2 separate regions of the Homo sapiens genome follow, and region 2 is linked to region 1. A link is a loop called in an ENCODE intact Hi-C map of the cell type or tissue named here. Cell type or tissue: heart left ventricle. All regions are shown on one strand. Links, peaks and the distances in the headings refer to the core of each region. The heading gives the core; the rest is flanking DNA. Region 1 overlaps ST20-MTHFS (ST20-MTHFS readthrough). Region 2 has its middle 22 kb from the start of BCL2A1.

Evidence for each region. A loop is a pair of places that touch in the nucleus more often than their neighbours do. Peaks named below come from ENCODE experiments on the same cell type or tissue, not always from the same donor. Only the 100,000 strongest peaks of a DNase experiment are listed, where the experiment ranks them.
Region 2: it touches region 1 in a loop (2.9-fold over the local background); 28 of 110 quality-filtered maps call a loop at or near these places.

The regions. Positions count from the first base shown.
Region 1 is chr15:79,848,837-79,858,893 of GRCh38, reverse strand. All of the region lies in intron 3 of ST20-MTHFS (ST20-MTHFS readthrough), which reads left to right. The region is part of intron 2 of MTHFS (methenyltetrahydrofolate synthetase); the gene reads left to right. Among named protein-coding and RNA genes, the nearest start is that of MTHFS, 43 kb to the left of the region's middle. RefSeq lists an enhancer at 4,686-5,187. In heart left ventricle, for the core only: CTCF peaks have their summits at 4,997, 5,197 (motif pointing right) and 8,922 (motif pointing right); no DNase peak of the experiment used is centred there.
Region 2 is chr15:79,988,154-79,998,210 of GRCh38, reverse strand. No RefSeq gene overlaps it. Among named protein-coding and RNA genes, the nearest start is that of BCL2A1, 22 kb to the right of the region's middle. In heart left ventricle, for the core only: CTCF peaks have their summits at 4,411 and 4,621 (motif pointing right); a DNase peak (open chromatin) is centred at 4,650; H3K27ac peaks cover 266 bases.

The sequences.
Region 1 (10,057 bases), core at 1,474-9,473:
GCCCAAATTTCCAAATGGAAACAGACGTTTCTGAAGTAATTTTAAAGTTATTTTCTTCACAATTTTCTTAAGTTTGATAAAATAAAATATTAGAAGATATAATTTCATAAGAAACTTGCATCTTTGATAACATGTTTTCAAAACAAAGTATTCAAGACTAGGTTTTTAAAGGCTATTTATGAGATGGATTGAATAGTTTTCTTAATTTCCAGCAGATGTCAGTGTTTTACAAATTTATTGTTAGTCCACAGAGACAGATTTGTCTTCAGTCTCCCAATTTCTGTATCCTTTAGTTATTTAATTGGCACATAGGGGATTATCTGAATTGGAAGGGATTTGAAGATCATCTAAGTCAGTTTTTCATTTTGTAGATAAGAGAACAGGCCTAGGTGGGAAATGACTTGTCCGAAGTCACACAAACAGAGGAGGGCTAAAACCCAGGTGTTCTTGTTTCCAAAAGACTTTTCCTTTCTGAAAGACTCATCCTTTCGTGGTTGATACAATAGGCCACCTCCCTAGTGAGGTTTTCCTGTGTTTAACTCCCTTCTCAAGGGAATACAACTTCCTTCCTTTGTACCTATTACCTTGGAACTTACATTATTCTACCCCTTATTACTATTATTTAATAATCTCTTTACAGACAACTGATTAGATGCATTTTTAGCTGACCAGGTTGTTAGGTCCTAGAGGGCATGAATAGTAACTTATCTCTGTGTTATCTGTAGTTCCTTGGGCAGGGCCTTCCATAAAGTGAGTCATTAGTAATGACTATTGATTTGAATCCATTAAATTTTGATTCAAACTTTTTTCTGCTCTTTTCCTGTAAAGCTGTTTTAGAAGGTTTTAGAGAGGATTATGTTTTTTTTTTTTTTTTTTTTGAGATGGAGTCTCGCTCTGTCACCCAGGCTGGAGTGCAGTGGCGCAATCTTGGCCCACTGCAACCTCTGCCTCCTGGGTTCAAGCAATTCTCCTGTCTCAGCCTCTTGAGTAACTGGGATTACAGGCACGCGCCACCATGCCCAGCTAATTTTTGTATTTTTAGTAGAGACGGGGGTTTCACCGTGTTGGTCAGACTGGTCTCGAACTCCTGACCTCGTGATCTGTCTTGGCCTCCCAAAGTGCTGGGATTACAGGCGTGAGCCACTGTGCCCAGCCGGATTTTGGGTTTTAAGAGCAAGTTTCTCCCCCACCAGAAGAGGACTTATTGAAGCAGATAACAAGGCTAGTTGCAGTGAAAAGGCACTTGGAACTAACTGGAAAAGCACATTATATAAAATCCATGTACTATTATTTCAAAGTAATAGGTTACTTTATCATAGACTTGCTGTAATAGAATTTGTTCTAGATGGCACAAGGCTCATATTAGCTGGGCTATGAGTCCTCTTAGGCATGCAAGAAGAGAGCAAGCTGAAGAAATATAATGTACTGTGTAATTTTATTTTAGTTAAATATACTGAACCAGAGAGGTTGCAGGACTTTCAAGTGCTCATTTAACAGTTCAGTAAAAAAATGGTGAAAGACAGGAAGAAGTTTCCATTTTACTAAACTCTTAAGGCTTGGAAATCATACTGTGCAATAATTAATTAAGAATAGTGGGCCAGGCACGGTGGCTCATGCCTGTAATCGCAGCACTTTGGGAGGCCGAGGTGAGTGGATCACCTGAGGATCAGGAGTTCGAGACCAGCCTGGCCAACATGATGAAACCCCATCTCTACTAAAAAAATATAAAAATTAGCTGGGCGTGGTGGTGCATGCCTGTAATCCCAGCTACTTGGGAGGCTGAGGCAGGAGAATGGCTTGAACCCGGGAGGCGGAGGTTGCAGTGAGCCGAGATCGTGCTACTGTACTCCAGCCTGGGCAACAAGAGCGAAACTCTGTCTCAAAAAAAAAAAAAAAGTGACTTTGCGAGCTCATCTTCTAAAAACTGAGAAAAATAGAAATAGCTCCAAAACACCGTTGTATTTCTGTATCTGAAGAAATTGTTCTTCACTGCTTTTAAGAGTAAGCTAGACTTTTTTTTCTTGAGTACACCCTCACATGAATGTGAGCATAGGATGGACTGCCCTCTAGACTCTTCCCTAAATGCCTAATTTCTTTCTTTCTTTCTTTCTTTTTTTGTTGTGGTAAGGAAACACATAACAAAATTTACCATCTTAACCATTTTAAAGGTACAGTTCAGGAGTGTTAAGTATATTCACATTGCTGTGCAACAGATCTCCAGAATTTTTCATATTGCATATCTGAAAATCTATACCCATTAAACAGTTCTTCTTTCCCCCCTTTCTTCAGCCTCTGGTAACCACCATTCTACTTTCTGATTCTATGGGTTTGACTGCTTTCAAGACTTCATTTAATTAGGATCATATAATGTTTGTTTTTTTGTGTGTGTGACTGACTTAATTTATTTCTTGATTGAATCACACAGATAAACAAGGTATTGTCCTTAAATTCTCAGAGTCACTAAGCTTTGATTCTAAAGAGATCTGAGATATTGAATCTATAAATAACTTAAATTTACAAGAAGAAAACAAACACATTAAAAAAGTAGGCAAAGACATGTGCAGATACTTTTCGAAAGAAGACATATACATGGCCAAGAAGCATATGAAAAAATGCTGAAATTTTTTCATCATAAGAGAAATACAAGTCAAAACCACAGTGAGCTACCATCTCATACCAGTCAGAATGGCTATTGGTAAAAAGTCAAAAAATAACAAATGCTGGTGAGATTGTGGAGAAAAGGGAACGCTTATGCATTGCTGGTGGAAGTGTAAATTAGTTCAGCCATTGTGGGAAGCAACGTGATGATCCCACAAAGAACTAAAGACAGAATTACCATTCGACCCAGCAATCCCAGTATTGAGTCTATACTCAAAGGAATATAAATCGTTCAACCATAAAGACACATACTCACATATGTTCATTGCAGGACTATTCATAATAGCAAAGACATGGAATCAGCCTAAATGCCCATCAATAGTGGACTGAATAAAGAAAATATGGTACATATATACTATAGAATATTATGCAGTTATAAAAAAGAGTGAGATCATGTCCTTTGCGGCAACATGGTTGGAGCTGGAGGGTATTATCCTAAGCAAACCAACAGAAGAACAGAAAACCAAATACTGCGTGTTCTCACTTATAAGTGGGAGCTAAATGATGAGAACACATGGAAGAAAGAGGGGAACAGCAGACACTGAGGCCTCCTTGAGGATGGGGAGTGGGAGAAGGGAAAGGATCAGAAAAAGTACCTATTGGGTACTATACTTAGTACCTGGGTGATGAAATAATCTGTACACCAAACCCCTGTGACATGAGTTTACTTGTATAACAAACCTGCACATGTACCCCTGAACCTAAAATGAAAGTTAATAAAAAAGTTATTGAAAAGTTCCATCCACCCATTTTACAGATGAGTAAAATCAGACAAGCAGAGGTTGCCTACAGTTAGTGAAAAATAATAGGAAGTTCTAATGTCTTCTCTGTTTCATTTTTAGGTCCATCTGATTATCAACAACTCAGATGCCAAATAAATATAATATTTAGAAATGCCATTTATATTAAGCTACTGCTGATGTGGATCCTATTTTCTGCAGAGCATTTTTACATATCTGCAGTAAAGAGAGTTTAAATTATATTTTTTTCCAGTAAGTTTTATTTTTGTCAGTATCTGCTAAGATAGGATAAGCTGATGTATAGATTTTTTTTTGTTAAAAACCTTATGGCAGAAGCTGTAAAGTAGGGATTGGCAGGGTGCTTTTTCTGCAGAGGGCCAGATAGTAAATATCTGGGGCTTTGTAGTCCATACAGTGTCTGTTGCAGTGATTCAATTCTGCTGTTTTAGTGTGAAGACAGAGCATGGCTGTGTCCTATTGAAACTTTATGTACAAAATCATACAGTGGACCAGATTTGACTTGCAGGCTATAGTTTGCAAACCCCAGTGGTAAAGTATTGGGACACCATTCCCACTTTTCAGTCTGCAGCAACCTAGCTTGCTTCTTTCATATACAATTGTAGTTGTTTATGGTGATGGTGATGATGATGTTGATTAAGAAAATAATGTAAATCAAATTACTATTATCTGTTGACATGATTTTAGAGTTATTTTCTAGACAACGTAGTAGGCTTAAGATATAAAAAACATACTTAAGAAAATAGCATGTTTGAAGTACCTCTTCAAAAAGAAGACTGGAAATTTTTCTGCATATTGTTAAAAATATTTTTTTCTAAAGGAAAATAGCTTTGTTCTTATAAAGATAAGACATAAAGAATAAATTAAAAATAAGCCCAAATCTCCAAGCCAGGAGTAACCACTGATAATAACCATATTTTGGTCTTTTGCTAGGTGATTTTGGTTGGCCACCTCTAGATCCACTGTCTATCTTTTCTACTTGCTTAGTGGCAAGGAAGACCAGCCTCTGTGGACTACATCAGCAGGCAGCAATGAAGACCAGAGGCTGCAGGGTGTTACCCCTCGCCCCCAGTGCACATCCACACTCCAGTCAGGCAGCCTTCTCATCGCAGCTATGCGGGTTCTTATAACCATGCCCTCCCCAGCCCTTCCCCTTGCACCTTCAGGCCAAGTTGTTGGTACAGTCAGCTACCCCAGGGACTGTACCATCTCTCTTGCTTTCTCTAAGCATCTCCATCTCTTTATTAATCTTTTCTAGTTTCCCTAGTTTGAGTGTGCCTTCTGTCCCTCACCATGGCCCTGACCTGACTGGTACAGACGCTGCATCCAGTTTGACTGATTCCACCACCAAGGCAAATAAGCAGCGCTCTCCCTGTCTGCTTTAATTTCGTAGGGAAAGAACAAAGAGCTTCCACACTTCACTAGAGCTACACTACCATTCACATTCCCAGGCCTGCATTTCCTAGCTGTATGACTTTGGGCAAATTACATCATCTTGTTGGGAAGATTAAATTAAGTCATGTTTGCAAAGAGCTTAGCACAGTGTCTAGCACACAGCTGAATGTGCTGAAAGAAATTATAAAAGAGCAACTTCATTTTTCTTGGTTTGTAAACAGATACACCTCAAAGGAGCCTTTTAAAGAGAAAGGCTATTTCTAACAGAGGAATGCTTTCCTATCACACGTGTTTCGGAGACTGTATTTCAGTGAGCCATCACGGCTCCTGCTCTGCCTAAGGCTTGAGCAGTTTCTTACGGACCGCTCTGCATGTTTCTAGCTGACAGGAGGTGGCAGTAGAGAGCTAGGCCCACCCTTGCACATGGTTTGGGCTGATAGGAAATCTGCATGATAGCTCTTGTAGTGTTAGTATTATGACTCAAGAAATAACTTTCAGAGTCAACAGAAGGAGGATAGGCATTATTCATATCCCCAAGTATAATACAGCTAGAATTTATTGAACACTTACTAGAGTTTTATCTCCTTTATTTAGTCCCTCTAAAATAGCATTATTTTTATCTGAAGAAGAAATTGGGTTTCAAAGAGAATTTCAGTAACTTTACTAATGTTTCTTAGCTAGTAATGGTTGTTATGGGATTCAAACCTGGGCAGTCTCTGTAAAAGCCTGCACAGATAACTGCTGTGCAGGACTGCCTCCAAGGCTCTTGTCCTTGATGTTTGTGTTTAAAAAATATAAGGATGATATTTTTTAAAATTTGGTTCCATATGCACATGATAAAAATGTAAACCATATAGAAGAGTACTATGAAAGTGTAAAATAGTCTTCTCATCCAAGTCTCCTGTTCTTTAATACTTTGTTTCAGAGGTAGCCACTCTTCTTTCGTATCCTTCCTGAGATATCCTTATAGGGGTGAACCTGTATTATGGGTAGAAGGATTGGTTTCTATAACCCATTTTATCTTGACTCCTGGCCTCTTGTCCTTGATATTTTTCTAGGCTCTTTGGATTAGGTAGGAGGAAAGTGCTGCTGTGAGATCTTCAGCAGCCAAGTCACTAAATATTATCCACATTTCTTATTAGCTTTTTCAGCTTTACTTAGAAGAGTCTAAATTCCTGTCACCTCCTGCTTCCTTCATTTAAACACATAGTGTTCATAAGATTGAGTGAAAGCCTTGAACCCATAATACACTTGGGTTTTAAATATAAGATGCACACAGATTGTCTTATATTCTGAATACCTCAGTAACTGATTAGCAGAATGACCCGTGTCATCCAGGGATACTAGGAGAAGGGCCACCTTACATGGTGTTGGTACTTATTTCTAATGCTTTTGTGACAAATATGGTCGCTGTATTCTGGTGCAAATGTTAGTATCTGTGTTAAAAGAAAGAATTTTATAGTAAGAATGCAGAAGTGATCAATTATGGTGGTCATGTCTTTAATAGATGATTCTCACTACGGTGTGTTTGATTCAGTGTGAATATTCCCAGATGGCCAAAATAGGTTGTGACCATTCATAGCAGAAAGAGTGAAGGTATGTTTACAATGTAATTTTTAAAAATTAACAGTCTATAATAATAGGTGGCTCAGTTAACTCCTCCTTAAGTATGTTATAGATTTGCAGGGAACCATGTTTTTTAAAAACCCAATTTTTGTATATAATCAGAAGTTGAATATATTTTATTACTGCAGTCATGTAAATGGTTTTGTTTATTGCCTTGTATGTGCTGTACTGTTTTATATGAAGAGTGATTCAAGGAGGTTGTGCTTCAGTCTGTTCTTTCTAAGGCAATCATAATGAGTTCAAAACATATGGTATTGATTTTTGACAGTTCTGCCTCAAGAGCTATCATGAATTATTGGTTCTGTATTTTATTTTAGGATTTCAGCTTCTTCATGTTTTAGAAGCATGTTTGATGGAAGTACCTGTGTCTCTCTGTAATCAGCCACGTGGCCTGAGGAGTAGGCATGCAGCAGTTGATTAAGTTGACATTTGGTATTAATAGCTTAGAGACTCTTTACATCATAATATGCTTATCCATTCTAGATTTTAGGTGAAGGTAATTTTGATGATGTTTCATAGCTAATAAGTGGTAGTGCTGGATTCAGACCCAGGCAGCCTGTCTAGAATCCTACACACTTAACCCCTCTCCTGTACTACCTCTAAGATGCTTGGCCTTGTTGTGTTTCCTCCATACCTTTACTTAATCTCATTTGTATCTTTTGGTAATAGGAACCATGTATATTATCCATCTGGAACAGCAAGCCCTCAGCTTCACCTCTTATGAGCTGAGTCTCTTATGAGTTGAATGACTTTAGGGAGTAATTTGACCTCTCTGAGCATCAGTTTATTCTTTTGTGAAATGGGGATAATAGTTCCCACCCTCCTGCCTCCCTAGGTAGATGTACTGACCAGCTGGTTTTATTCATCCTTCTCTTTCCAGGATATGGCATCTTGGCTGACACATCGTAGGCGCTTTACAAATGTTAGTTTCTGTGCTCTCCTTCTCTTCTAGAAGCAGGACTTTGGTTAAGAGTTAGGTATCTCACAGGATAATCTGAACAAGTCACTCCTTGGATATAGTCAGGAAGCTAAAATAAATACAGCAAGGGGACTACTCATTATATCCCTTATATCCTTCACTGTCATTCTTTTTTTCACGGTAAACAGAACTGAGCTCAAATTCTCTGGGGAAAGACAAAAGCTCTGTTCCTAGAAGGAAGGGAGAAGGATTCCTACTACTTAATGGACCACAGGCATTCTTACAGTATAGGATAAGAGCTGGTCACACCAAACTGCATGGACTGGGAGGACTCAATGGAAGTTTAAGATTTGTGATATTATGATTGTTATGATAAATAAGTTAACAAAAAGAGTAGAAAACCCTTACAGGAATGAAAAACAATGTCGCAGGAGCAAAGGTGTGCAGATAGGAAGGTGCCCACATACCTCTTGGGCTCTAACACTTATTTTCAGCCTTCTTTTCAGTATTACAGTAAAGACAGTCCACTAGCTGAACTGATTATATTCTGAAAAGCTCAGGACAGGGAGTCTGAGTTCAGGACATCTTAGGAGGTGTCAGGGGCCCAGGCTACCTCGCTGCCAGAATTAATAAGAATGTTTTGTACGGTGAACTGAATCCTCAGAGCCTAATACTTCTGTCTCAGGAAGTAGAGGCATTTATAGAATCTTACTTCTTCATTTTTTTTCGAGGCCTACTACCTAGGCTTTTTTCCTGGTCAACGAAGATTCTGCAGCTCAGCATCTGTCCCCATCTCTCCACTTATATTATCCTTGCCCCGGTGATTCCCTAGTTGCCAAATCTAATAGATATTTTTGTGTCCTTACCTTACTTGTCCATTCTGCCACATTTGACACTGCGTCTACTTCTCTCTCCCTGAAACTCTCTTTCCTTATGTTCTATGATGGGGGTTATCACATTGCAGCCCCACAGGCCAAATCTGGCCCTCCACCTGTTTTTGTAAATAACATGTTATCAGGACACAGCCACACTCATTCATTTACATTTGTCTTTGGCTGCTTTCATACTACACAGCAGAGTTATGTTCTAACAGAGACCCTAAGGCCTGCAAAGCCTAAATTATTTACTCTCTGGTCTTTTGTAGGAAAAATGTGCTAATCTGCATTCTATAACCTCATTCTCCCCTGGTTTTCTTCCTCTTTTTTTGGCTCTGCTGAACCCCTTTGCTGAGAGAACATGTAAGAGCCAGTTCTAAGGTAAGATTGTAAAAGCTCTGGTCAAAAAATACTTGAAATATTGGAGAAACTATACCCCTTTCCCTGCTACCTGGTTCAAGAAATAGTGCCTGAGATTTCTTTTTAAAAAAATAGAAAGGTATCCTAATAAATACAATTGTTGTGAACAGATATGTTGCATTATCTAATACAGTTTTCATGACCAGCTCCATTTTACGGATGAGAAAACAAATGGAAGCACAGAGATTGCAGTAGCTTTCCTATGATCACACAGCTAAGAAATAGCCTGAGGGCCCATGCCCCTAATCACCACATCAGACTGCCTCCAGAGGGCACTGCTGTTTCAGAGCCAGCACCAAATGAAAAGACGGAAGATGTTTTTGAGCAAATAAATGCAGTATGTGGGGTTGGGTGAGTTTTCCAAAGGTTAGCTTTGTAGTTTTGGAATGCAAGATCACATTGGAAAGGTAGCGAAGCCTGGAGAAAAACACTCAACAAACCATGACTCTGCAGAACAATCTTATGACATCTAGAGAGCTCTGTGCCCACTAACACAGAATGTGAAGCAAGTGCACACAGGATTAAAATCAGAGCAGGTTGGCTCTTGCACATTGCACTGTCAGTGGACGCTATTAATGAGTCTTTGGCGATTTGAAAACAGAGCAATGCCAGAGGCATATGCAGAACTGTGCACGGACTAAGGTTTTTCTTCTGTCTCCCCTATTGAATTCTGACCTTGTGGTGTGTGAAGGTGTCTCTGGTGTCTACCTCTATTAGTGGGACCAGTGTGTGTGAGGGAAGCTTGTTGAGCCTCTGCATGATTTTTAAGCCCCACTGAGCTGTCACCTTTGAGGAGGAAAAACATCCAGCATAGTGTTCCCAAAGTGTGAGGAGCCCCAGGGGTGTGTGTGGGGTGGGTGATGCATGTGGGGATGGTGGTAAGGCACAGGAAGAGCTTCAAGGATGACAACAAATAAAGTCAAGCAAAGAATACATGATGTGTTTCAGGGAAAACACTTGGATTTAACAAGTAGCAGAAGTGGGAGAAGACTAGGAAGTATATCTTAAGGACCTGAGGCCAGGAGCAACCTGTGATCCCCGTGGTTGAAGGGAGCAGCAGGAACAGTTCTGTGGGCAGGGCTACAACAACAACACCGCATGTACGATGTAAGGACCTCCACCTAGGAAGGGCTGTTTCCGAGCCTTAGTTACCTGGGAATCCAAAACCATTCTCGTCTTGCTTCTCAAGTGTAAAACTCATTTTGAAAAAGCAGCCATACAAAGTTATATTTTTATTATTTTATTTTATTTTTTTGCCTCTTTGAGCCAAATTTATGTACTTCGGAATTATTAAAATAGAGGATGTCATGCTAGGATTGATCCATTCTGCAGGCAAAATATTCATTTTTCAGGGTTTCTTTGGCCTAAAATTCTATTAAAATCCAAGGATGAAAGAGGAATTGGAA
Region 2 (10,057 bases), core at 876-8,875, 140 kb before region 1:
TCTGTTGCCCAGGCTGGAGTGCCGGGGCATGATCATAGTTCATGACAGCCTCAAAATCCTAGGCTCAAGTGATCCTACCACCTAGGCCTCCAAAACAATGGGATTACGGGCATGAGACACTGTGTCTGGCCTGATTTTGGTTAATTTTAAAGTAAATCACAGATATCAGTATACTTCACCCAGGTAGTCAGCATGCATATTATTAACTAGAATTCAATATTTGCTTATGGTTTTTAATTTTGTTGTAAAATTTACAGTCAATTAACTGCAGATGAGATTCGCCTCATGTGTGTACATTAGTTCAATTTTGACTAATGCATGTGTAACCCAAACCTCTTCCAAGATATAGGATATTGCTATCACCCAGAAAGTCCTCTTATATTCTTTTAAAATTATTTATTTATTTACTTATTGAAATGGAGTCTCACTCTGTTGCCCAGGCTGGAATGCAGTGGCACGATCTTGGCTCATTGCAACCTCCGCCTCCTGGGTTCAAGTGATTCTCCTACCTCAGCCTCCTGAGTAGCTGGGATTACAGGCACCCACCACCATGCCCGGCGAATTTTTGTATTTTTAGTAGAGATGGGGTTTCACCATATTGGCCAGGCTGGTCTTGAACTCCTGACCTTGTGATCCACCCGCCTCAGCCTCCCAAAGTGCTGGGATTACAGGTGTGAGCCACCGCACCTGGCCTTTATTTTTATTTTTGAGATGGAGTCTCGCTCTGTTGCCGGGCTGGAGTGCAATGGTGCAATCTCAGCTCACTGCAACCTCCGCCTCCCGGGTTCAAGTGATTCTCCTGCCGCAGCCTCCTGAGTAGCTGGAACTACAGGTGTGCACTACCACGTCAGGCCTTTTTTTTTGCATTTTTAGTGGAAACGGGATTTCGCCATGTTAGCCAGGCTGGTCTCGAACTCCTGACCTCAGGTGATCTGCCTGCTTTGGCCTCCCAAAGTGCCAGGATTACAGGCGAGAGCCACTGTTCCCAGCCTCCTCTTACATTCTTTACAGTCAATCTTCACCTTTGCTCCTCAGAGATATGCACTCCTCTGATTTTTTTTCCACCATAGATTAGTTTTGTCTGTTTTATACTTTCATATAAATGGAATTATACAGTATTTACACAGTATTTACCTTTTTATAAGGCTTTTTAAACTTAGCATAATATGTTGACATCTATCTGTGTTGCTTGTATCAATAGATCAATAGTTCGTTCTTTTTTTTTTTTTTTTTTTGAGACGGAGTCTTGCTCTGTTGCCCAGGCTGGAGTGCGGTGGTGCAATCTTGGCTCACTGTAACCTCCGCCTTCTGGGTTCAAGCAATTTTCCTGTCTCAGCCTCCTGAGTAGCTGGGATTATAGGTGCCCACCACCACACCCAGCTATTTTTTGCATTTTTAGTAGAGATGGGGTTTCACCATGTTGGCCAAGCTGGCCTCGAACTCTTGACTTCAAGTGATCTGCCCACCTTGGCCTCCCAAAGTGCTGGGATTACAGGCATGAGCCACCGTGCCCAGCCCAGTCTTTTTTTTATTACTGAGTAGTATTCTGTTTACATATGTACTATAGTTTGTTTATTCAGTATTCCATTGGAGGACTGCTGAGCTGCATTGTAACCAAAATGAAAATCCTGGGTCCGGGTGCAGTGGCTTACGCCTGTAATCCCAGCACTGTGGGAAGCTGAGGCGGGCAGATCACCTGAGGTCAGGAGTTCCAGACCAGCCTGGCCAACATGGTGAAACCCCGTCTCTACTAAAAATACAAAAATTAGCCAGGTGTGGTGGCGGGCACCTGTGATCCCAGCTACTTGAGAGGCTGAGGCAGGAGAATTGCTTGAACCCAGGAGGCAGAGGTTGCAGTGAGCCAAGATTGCGCCACTGTACTCCAGTCTGGGCAACAAGAGCGAAACTCCGTCTCGAAAAAAAAAAAAAAAAAAAATCCACAGTGATGCCAATGCTGATGCTGGAGCCCCAGGGCCCACACTTTGGGTTCCCAGGGACTCCTATGGTCAGACTGTAGGAAGATCAGTCTTGGGGTGTTGAGAGATGGGAGTGGATTTGGGAGAGCCTGGAACAGAGAGGAGGAATCATGGAAACTGACGAGTGACATGGGGCAGGGGCCGGGACAAAGATTTTCACAGCAGGACTAAATGGAAAAGGGTCAGATGAAGAGCAATTTCTTTTGGATGCAGTTATCATTGTAATAATTATTAGTATTCAAAATAACAAGTATCTTATAAATCTTAATATGAAAGTGTATACTTTTGTTGGGGATGATGCATCCACATTACCACACCAGGCTAATTTTTGTATTTTTAGTAGAGATGGGGTTTCACCGGGTTGGCCTGGCTGGTCTCAAACTCCTGACCTCAGGTGATCCACCCGCCTCGGCCTCCCAAAGTGCTAGGATTACAGGCGTGACCCACCACACCCGGCTGGGGATGCATCTCTTAATGAGACAGATAGGACTTAAAAAATTATGTTATCTATTTGTTTATATATCCATGAGTGACTATTTCTTTTTGCTAGGGGTCAGCATCACTTTTTCTTTTTTCTGTTTTTGTTTATTTTTTTTATGACCATAAGCACTGAGAAATTTTTTTAAAACAAAATAAGTAGATAGGAAGGAAAGATTTGTTATATAAATGTCATTCAATTAGAAATCTCCTCCCAAAATCACATAATAATCTATCATCAGAATTGCTTTTAACAGTGTATCAGCTGATATTTGATTGGTTCCTAGTGATGCTGTCACTGTCTACACTAAAACTTTGAGCTGTCCCTTTGCTCTGGCACCCTAGATTTTCATACCCTGGGGAAAAATGCACCACAGTGGCAGACTAGGATTGTGGAATAGGAAGTAGGAAAGAAAACCCACAGCACAATCCTTCAAATATTGGTTCATTGGCAAGCAATCTGGCTTAGAAAAGAGAACACACGAAATTGAAGATTCTCTTAAAGTTCCATTCCTGGATACCCTTTGGAAAATCTTCGGTACTCTCAGAAGTATATATTCCATATGTGCCTGTTTTTCATTCCTACCACTTTGGGCCACCTTCTTGATCTTGTACAGGCTCCTTTTCTAGAAGCTTGAAAACAACATCCAAGGTCCCCCAGGTACTATCCTATGCTTTTTCTTCTCGTCCCACACGACCCGCTTTTCATGGGTGATTTCAATTTCTTCGAAGACTTCAGAGCTATAAATATGTGAATGACTCCCAGTCTCTGGCTGAAACATCTCTCCAAAGCTCCAGACCCACTGAACTGCCTCCTTTGTTCCTTCAATACCAACTCCACATGTCCTAAGCGGATCTTATCCTCTCCATCAAACCTGCCCTCAGGAGTGTATCCTTTACTTACTCAACTCCTCCAGTTTCCTCATTCCCAAGTCATCGGTCACTGTGGTTTTGCTTCCTTAATGCCTCTCAGATCTGTCTTTTTGTCTCCACCCTGATGATCTTGACCTTAATTTGGGTCTCAAGTATGTCTTCTCTAGTTACAAAGGGGATTACCAAATTACGAAAGCATCTGAACCAGGTTCCTGGTTTCTGGTCCTCTCCCTTCCAGACTCTCCTCTGTTACTAGATTATTCTTTCTAAAATGCAGATCTAGGCCAGGTACAGTGGCTCACACCTGTAATCCCCAGCACTTTGGGAGGCCGAGGCGGGTGGATCACCTGAGGTCAGGAGTTCGAGAACAGACTGGCCATCATGGCGAAACCCCCCTCTGTACTAAAAATACAAAAAATATTAGCCAGGCATGGTGGCAGGCGCCTGTAATCCCAGCTACTCGGGAGGCTGAGGTAGGACAATGGCTTGAACCCAAGAGGCAGAGGTTGCAGTGAGCCCAGATCATGCCGCTGCACTCCAGCCTGGGCAACAAGAGCGAAACTCCATCTCAATAATAATAATAATAATAATAATAATAATAATAATAATAATAAAATAAAATTCAGATCTAACTGAGTCAGTGACTTGCTCCAAGCCCCATAGCCTGCAGGAGAAGGTCTATTCTTCTTAACATCACTTGAAGATCCTTTATGACCTGGCCCCTGGCCACCTGTGGCCTTTCCTCCACTGGTTGTTAACTGGACTTTGCTGAAATTGAAACACTTGCAGTTCTGCCCCAGCTTCTGTTCACTTTTCTATCCCATCCTTCAGCCTGGATCATCTATCTTTAACCTCTTCTCAGTCTGACAGACTCCTACACATGCCAAAGCTTCAGCTCCATGGTAATCTCATCCGGGAGGCTTTCCAATTCACTCTGTGTTCCTCTCTATCAGAGCACTTGGCACATGCAGTTATGATTTTCATGCATTTGGCTGTTCCCTCACTAGACTGTGAGCAACTCAAGGGCCACATCTTCCCTCTCAAATCTCCAGTGTCTTAGCAAAGGTCTGTCACAGACAAGGAACTCCTTGTATTATGAAGGACGTTTGTTGCAAACACAGCAGAACAGCAACTCTGATTTGCAGGTGTTTTCCCATACAGAGTTGCCAGAGGTCTCTGGTTTTCTCAATTCAGGCTAAGCCTTTGGTAATGGTGCCTGCAGCACTTTGCAGTTTGATATTAAGTAGAGAGAGAGGAAGGGGCTCAGGACTACAAAGGTTCCTCCGCTGCAGTTCCATTTGAGAACACGAGATGGCGCCCTGCGGCGGCCTGTTGAGATAGTCTTGGGACATTTTCCTACGTGATAGTCTGCCAAGCCCAGCAACGGCAGAAGCCCCAATAACCCAGAGTTAGAGATGAGATTGATACCCAATTGTTTGTTATGCTGAATAGAGCTATCAAGTGGTTGCATTTATCATTCATTATATGTGAATTTAAGAAAAACAAAAAAAAACTTCTTTTTTTTTTTTGAGACGGAGTCTCGCTTTATCGCCCAGGCTGGAGTGCAGTGGCGCGATCTCGGTTTACTGCAAGCTCCGCCTCCTGGGTTCACGCCATTCTCCTGCCTCAGCCTCCTGAGTAGCTGGGACTACAGGCGCCCGCCACCGCACCCGGCTAATTTTTTGTGTTTTAGTAGAGACGGGGTTTCACCATGTAGGATGGTCTCGATCTCCTGACCTCGTGATCCGCCCGCCTCGGCCTCCCAAAATGCTGGGATTACAAGCGTGAGCCACCGCGCCCAGGCAAAAAAAACTTTTCTTTAAAGACAACTTTGTCTTTAAAGACAAAGTTCCACTCCGTCACCCAGGCTGGGGTGCAGTGGTGTGATTATAGCTCACCGCAATCTCGACCTCCTGGCCTTACATGATCCTCCTGCTTTGGCCTCCCAAAATGTTGGGATTACAGGCGTTAGCCACCATGCCTAGCAGAAAAATTTACAAGTAGCATTTAATCTATGTATTTTGGAGTCAGATGGCCCTGGGTTTTAATCCTGGCTCTGCTACTTACTAGCTGTGTGACCTGTCAAGTTCTGGGTCTTGGGTTCCTCCTCCGTGAAACAGTTAATAAGTCCTTTTACAAACTTTAAATGAGATGAGGTTTGTAGAATTCTCAGTGCGATCCTGGCACATGCTAGATGTTCAGTAAATATTCATTTTTTTTCCCTTTTAAAAATCCTTACGGCTGGGTGCGGTGGTTCATGACTGTAATCCCAGCACTTTGGGAGGCCGAGGCGGGTGGATCACGAGGTCAGAAGTTAGAGACCAGCCTGGACGATATGGTGAAACCCTGTCTCTACTGAAGACAAAAAATACAAAAAATTAGCTGGGCATGGTGGTGCGCACCAGTAGTCCCAACTACTCAGGAGGCTGAGAATCGCTTGAACCTGGGAGGCAGAGGTTGCAGTGAGCCGAGATCATGCCACTGCACTCCAGCCTGGGCAACAGAGTGAGACTTTGTCTAAAAAAAAAAAAAAAAGAAAAATTCTTACGTCACCTTACCATAATCCTTTTACACTCATTGCTTTCTATTTTATTTTATGATAGCTTTTTCTGTTTATGTCTTATTGCTACTTAGTCTAGTCTGGGGAACTCTTTGAGGGCAGGACTTGTCTGATTTTTCTTCATCTTCAGCACCCAGCTCAGTGCTAGGTACATAGCAGGAGTTCAATAAATAATCAATGAAAACATAATGAATGCATCCAGTTTATATGGGTACATTCCCCCTACTTCCCCACCCAATGTCCTCTTACTGGACCACAGAAAAACCTGAGCTATTCAGATAAAGATTCTTCGGCATTTTTTGCTTAAAACACACAACAGGGAAAATCTGATAAAACCTGAACAGTTACTTTTGCCATCATTGACTCCAGAGGCTTGTCTGCCTGCATGTGCCAACTGAAGAGTGGTTTTTTTGTTTTGCTTTGTTTCGTTTTGTTTTGTTTTGTTTTTTGAGACGTAGTCTCACTCTGTCCCCCAGGCTGGAGTGCAGTGGCACGATCTCGGCTCACTGCAACCTCCGCCTCCCGGGTTCAAGTGATTCTCCTGCCTCAGCCTCCCCAGCAGCTAGGATTACAGGCACATGCCACCACGCCCAGCTAATTTTTTGTATTTTTAGTAGAGACAAGGTTTCACCATGTTGACCAGACTGGTCTTGAACTCCTGACCTCAAGTGATCCACCCGCCTCGGCCACCCAAAGTGCTGGGATTACAGGCGTGAGCCACCACGCCCGGCCTGCAGAGTGGTTTGAACAGCAACTTTCCAGGCCTGGTGTGGCGACTCACCCCTGTAAACTCAGCACTTTGGGAGGCCGAGGCAGGCAGATCACCTAAGTTCAGGAGTTTGAGACCAGCCTGGCCAACATGGCGAAAACCTGTCCCTACTAAAAATACAAAAATTAGCCGGGCATCCATGGCACACATCTGTAAATCCCAGCTACTCAGGCGGCTGAGGCATGAGAATCACTTGAACCTAGGAGGCAGAGGTTGCAGTGAGCCGAGATCGTGCCACTGCACTCCAGCCTGGGTGACAGAACGAGACTCCGTCTCCGGAAAAAAAAAAAAAAAAAAGGCAACTTTCCAGGGCAGACTTGCCTGGCTGTGGAGAAAAGTGCAGCCCCTCAGGGCAGACACATGATGCCCTGTTATGGGCAGGAGCCAGCAGCTGGGACTGGCCACTTGGGCTTGGCTGGCAGAGAGGGAACCAAGACAGAAAGGACAGGTGGGCTGGGATTGCCCTCCCTTGGTTTGGACTTAGTCTGAGTCTGTCGTCCTGACAGCGCCTGTGTCATTGTGGGAAGTAGTTCCGGCATCTCCACTGAGAGGGTGTACCTAGGCCTGGAATGATCGCTACCTTTCCTTAGGATGGCCAGCCCATCTAGGTGGGACCACGGGAGTCACCCACCTTGCCTCAGGTTAAGAGAAGACCTCCTGAGCAGGGGCCCTGCACTATGAACAGTTCACCAGTGAGGGGCAATTGAGACATGAGGAGATGCTTTGTGCACAGGCCATGGGGTCTCCAAACCACTGCACTGAGCCCTACCGCTTCCCCCATGCGTTCAAAATGCTACCAAACACAAGGCATGTAATGAACCAGGGAGAAACCACCTCTGACCATTAATTCCTCTGTACCTGGACTAAGATCCACAATGAAGACTCAGCTGTAGGCATAGAGGCTTTGCCCTGGAGGCCTCCTTAATGTCCCCAGCTTGGCCAAGAATTTAAATCCTCTCCTGTCTCTTGTCTAGGACTTTTTACTTTGTACGTACGACAGGTCAAATGATTTGAGAAATGGGAAGTGGGAATAGAAGATTCTGGAAACCCCCCCAAACTGTCCTGATGCTGGAGTGGTGCGGCTGTTCAAACTGTCTGTTGTGGAAGATGGAGATGGGGATACCAAAGATGACAAAGGAAGGGAGTTTCCTGTGGAAGGTACCTTTTATTAAACGGGATGGATGCCTCCCAAGGGTACCAGAAAACAAAGGCTGTAAAGACACTCAAATTCAATGGAACTTCTATTTTATAAAAACTTTTTTTATCAGGGAAAATTTTTAAGTTACACAAAATGGTGAAAGTAGCATAATGAACCCCCACCTGCTTCTCACTCAGCTTCACAAATTTCCAACATTTCACCCATTCTTCCTTCATCTGTCCCCAACTTTTTTTTTGCTAGAGTAGAAGCAACTCTCTTCCCTTATTTTAGGAGACTGCTAAGCCCTTGTAAAGATCTAAGATAAGTATCAAAGATAGAATTTACAGGGCTGGGAGGAACTTGGAAATGTTCTAGTCCAACTTAGGTTACAGGTAGGAAAACTGAAACCCAGAGAGGAAGATGCACACTGGAAGGCTGAGGCTGAGCCTGGGCTAGAGACCAAGCCTAGACCTCCCAGTGGCTGACTCGTCCAGCTTCAGGCAATGAGAAGCCACTGAAGGTTGCAGCAAAATCTATTATGAAGGAGAGAGAGTGTTGCAAGAACACTTGAGACAGTTTCCTGTTCAAAAGTCACGGAGCATCATGAGGAGCTCACATGGACACAGAGCTTAGGAGTTTGCAAAACACCTTCGTTTTGATTAGAACGTTTTATCCTCACGACATCTATGAATGGTACATGTTATCTTTGTAAACCCAATAGGAAATTCAGGAAGCAAAGGGATTTAAGCCAGTGGCTGATCCAGGACTAGCACCAAGGTCTCAGAATGTGTTTTCCAGCCCAGCGTCCTTCTCTTGGTTTGGCTGTGTCCCTGATGAAAGGTGGAGTGCTCCAGAGCTGGGCTGCCTGCTTCTGGGATCCAGTAGCTTTGAGACCCCAAGCATCTCTTGCAGTTTTACCCCAAAGAGGAAAAACCACAAAGACAGTGGTTTTGTGAAGGGTGGAAATCCGGTCTCTTTGGTAAGATCCAGGCATTGGGATGCCATTGTGACTTTGGACTCAAGGTTCCCTACCAAGCAGGAATATCTTCCCTGATGTAGCTGAAGGTGATGCAGAGCTGGGGGAGGGAGGGTCAGAGTATTCCAGAAGCCTTTGGGCATGAAGGGCTACATGCTTGATGGGGAGTGAATCTTTCCTTCACTGCCTGGCCGAGCAGCATCTGAGTGGCAGGGGTGGCCAGTTCTTTAGCACTAAGTCCCAGACACATAACTTTCAAAGGGTCTTGGAACATCAGTACAGTCAGCAAGGGGGAGGCTGCTACTTTCCATTCTGCCCTTAGGCAAGAACTGGGGAGTATAGGAGCGCTATGAGGGCTTACTGTGGGCCAAAGTCCTGTACTAGGTCCTTTAATGGCATTTTTTAAGAAAAATGACTTTCAAAACCTACTATTGCTACTATTCATCCCAGTTTACAGATGAAGCCACTGAGGCTCAGAGAGGTTAGGAAACTTCTCCAGTACCACAGAGTTACAGTGACCAAGCTGGGTCAGAGTCCAGTTCTCTCTGGCTCTTTCCACTCTCTGCCAGCTGGCTCCAGAGTGCTGAATGCAGAGTCTGCACCTCCACTGCCACATGAATATGTGCTCAGGACTGCTGCCCTTATGTCTGTCTTCTCCTGATCAGGTCCCTTGTAGCCTTTTCTCACTCACATGACCTTCTCTACCCACCTTCTCTCTACCTGTGACCTCTATCGCCCATGTCTCTTAGTCCGACTTCTCCACTGCAGCTTTAGCCCTAATGCAGTAGATTTGCATCAGTCAGGACTTTTTCACTTTTAAGCAACAGGTGCTTACTGAATGTGATCAATTGAATTATTGTTGCTGATTCTTCACTTCTTCCCTGCACTGAAATTATAAATCCATGCCTTTTTTTCCCCATATAACTTTATAGTACTTCCCACTAGAGTAGCTATTTCCTGGCCCCACTGGCATTGGGAGTGTGAGCAGAGGTAACATGAGCAGAGGTCTGTGTGTGCTCAGGTAGTTCTGTTTGGGTTCTTTGCTGCTATCTGCTGCGAGAAAAGCATGCCCAGTGTAGCTGCTGGACCCAGTATGACAGACATACGTTGCAGACTAGAACTTGACCCATAGCCTAAAACAATGTCACGCCAACCAGTTCACAGACCTTGCAAGTTAAAACAAAAACAAAAACAAAAAAAAACCATGTTTGTATCTGTAGGCTACTGAGATTTGGGAATTGTTTGTTACAAAGCATTATCACAGCAATAGCTGGCTACACTCTGAATT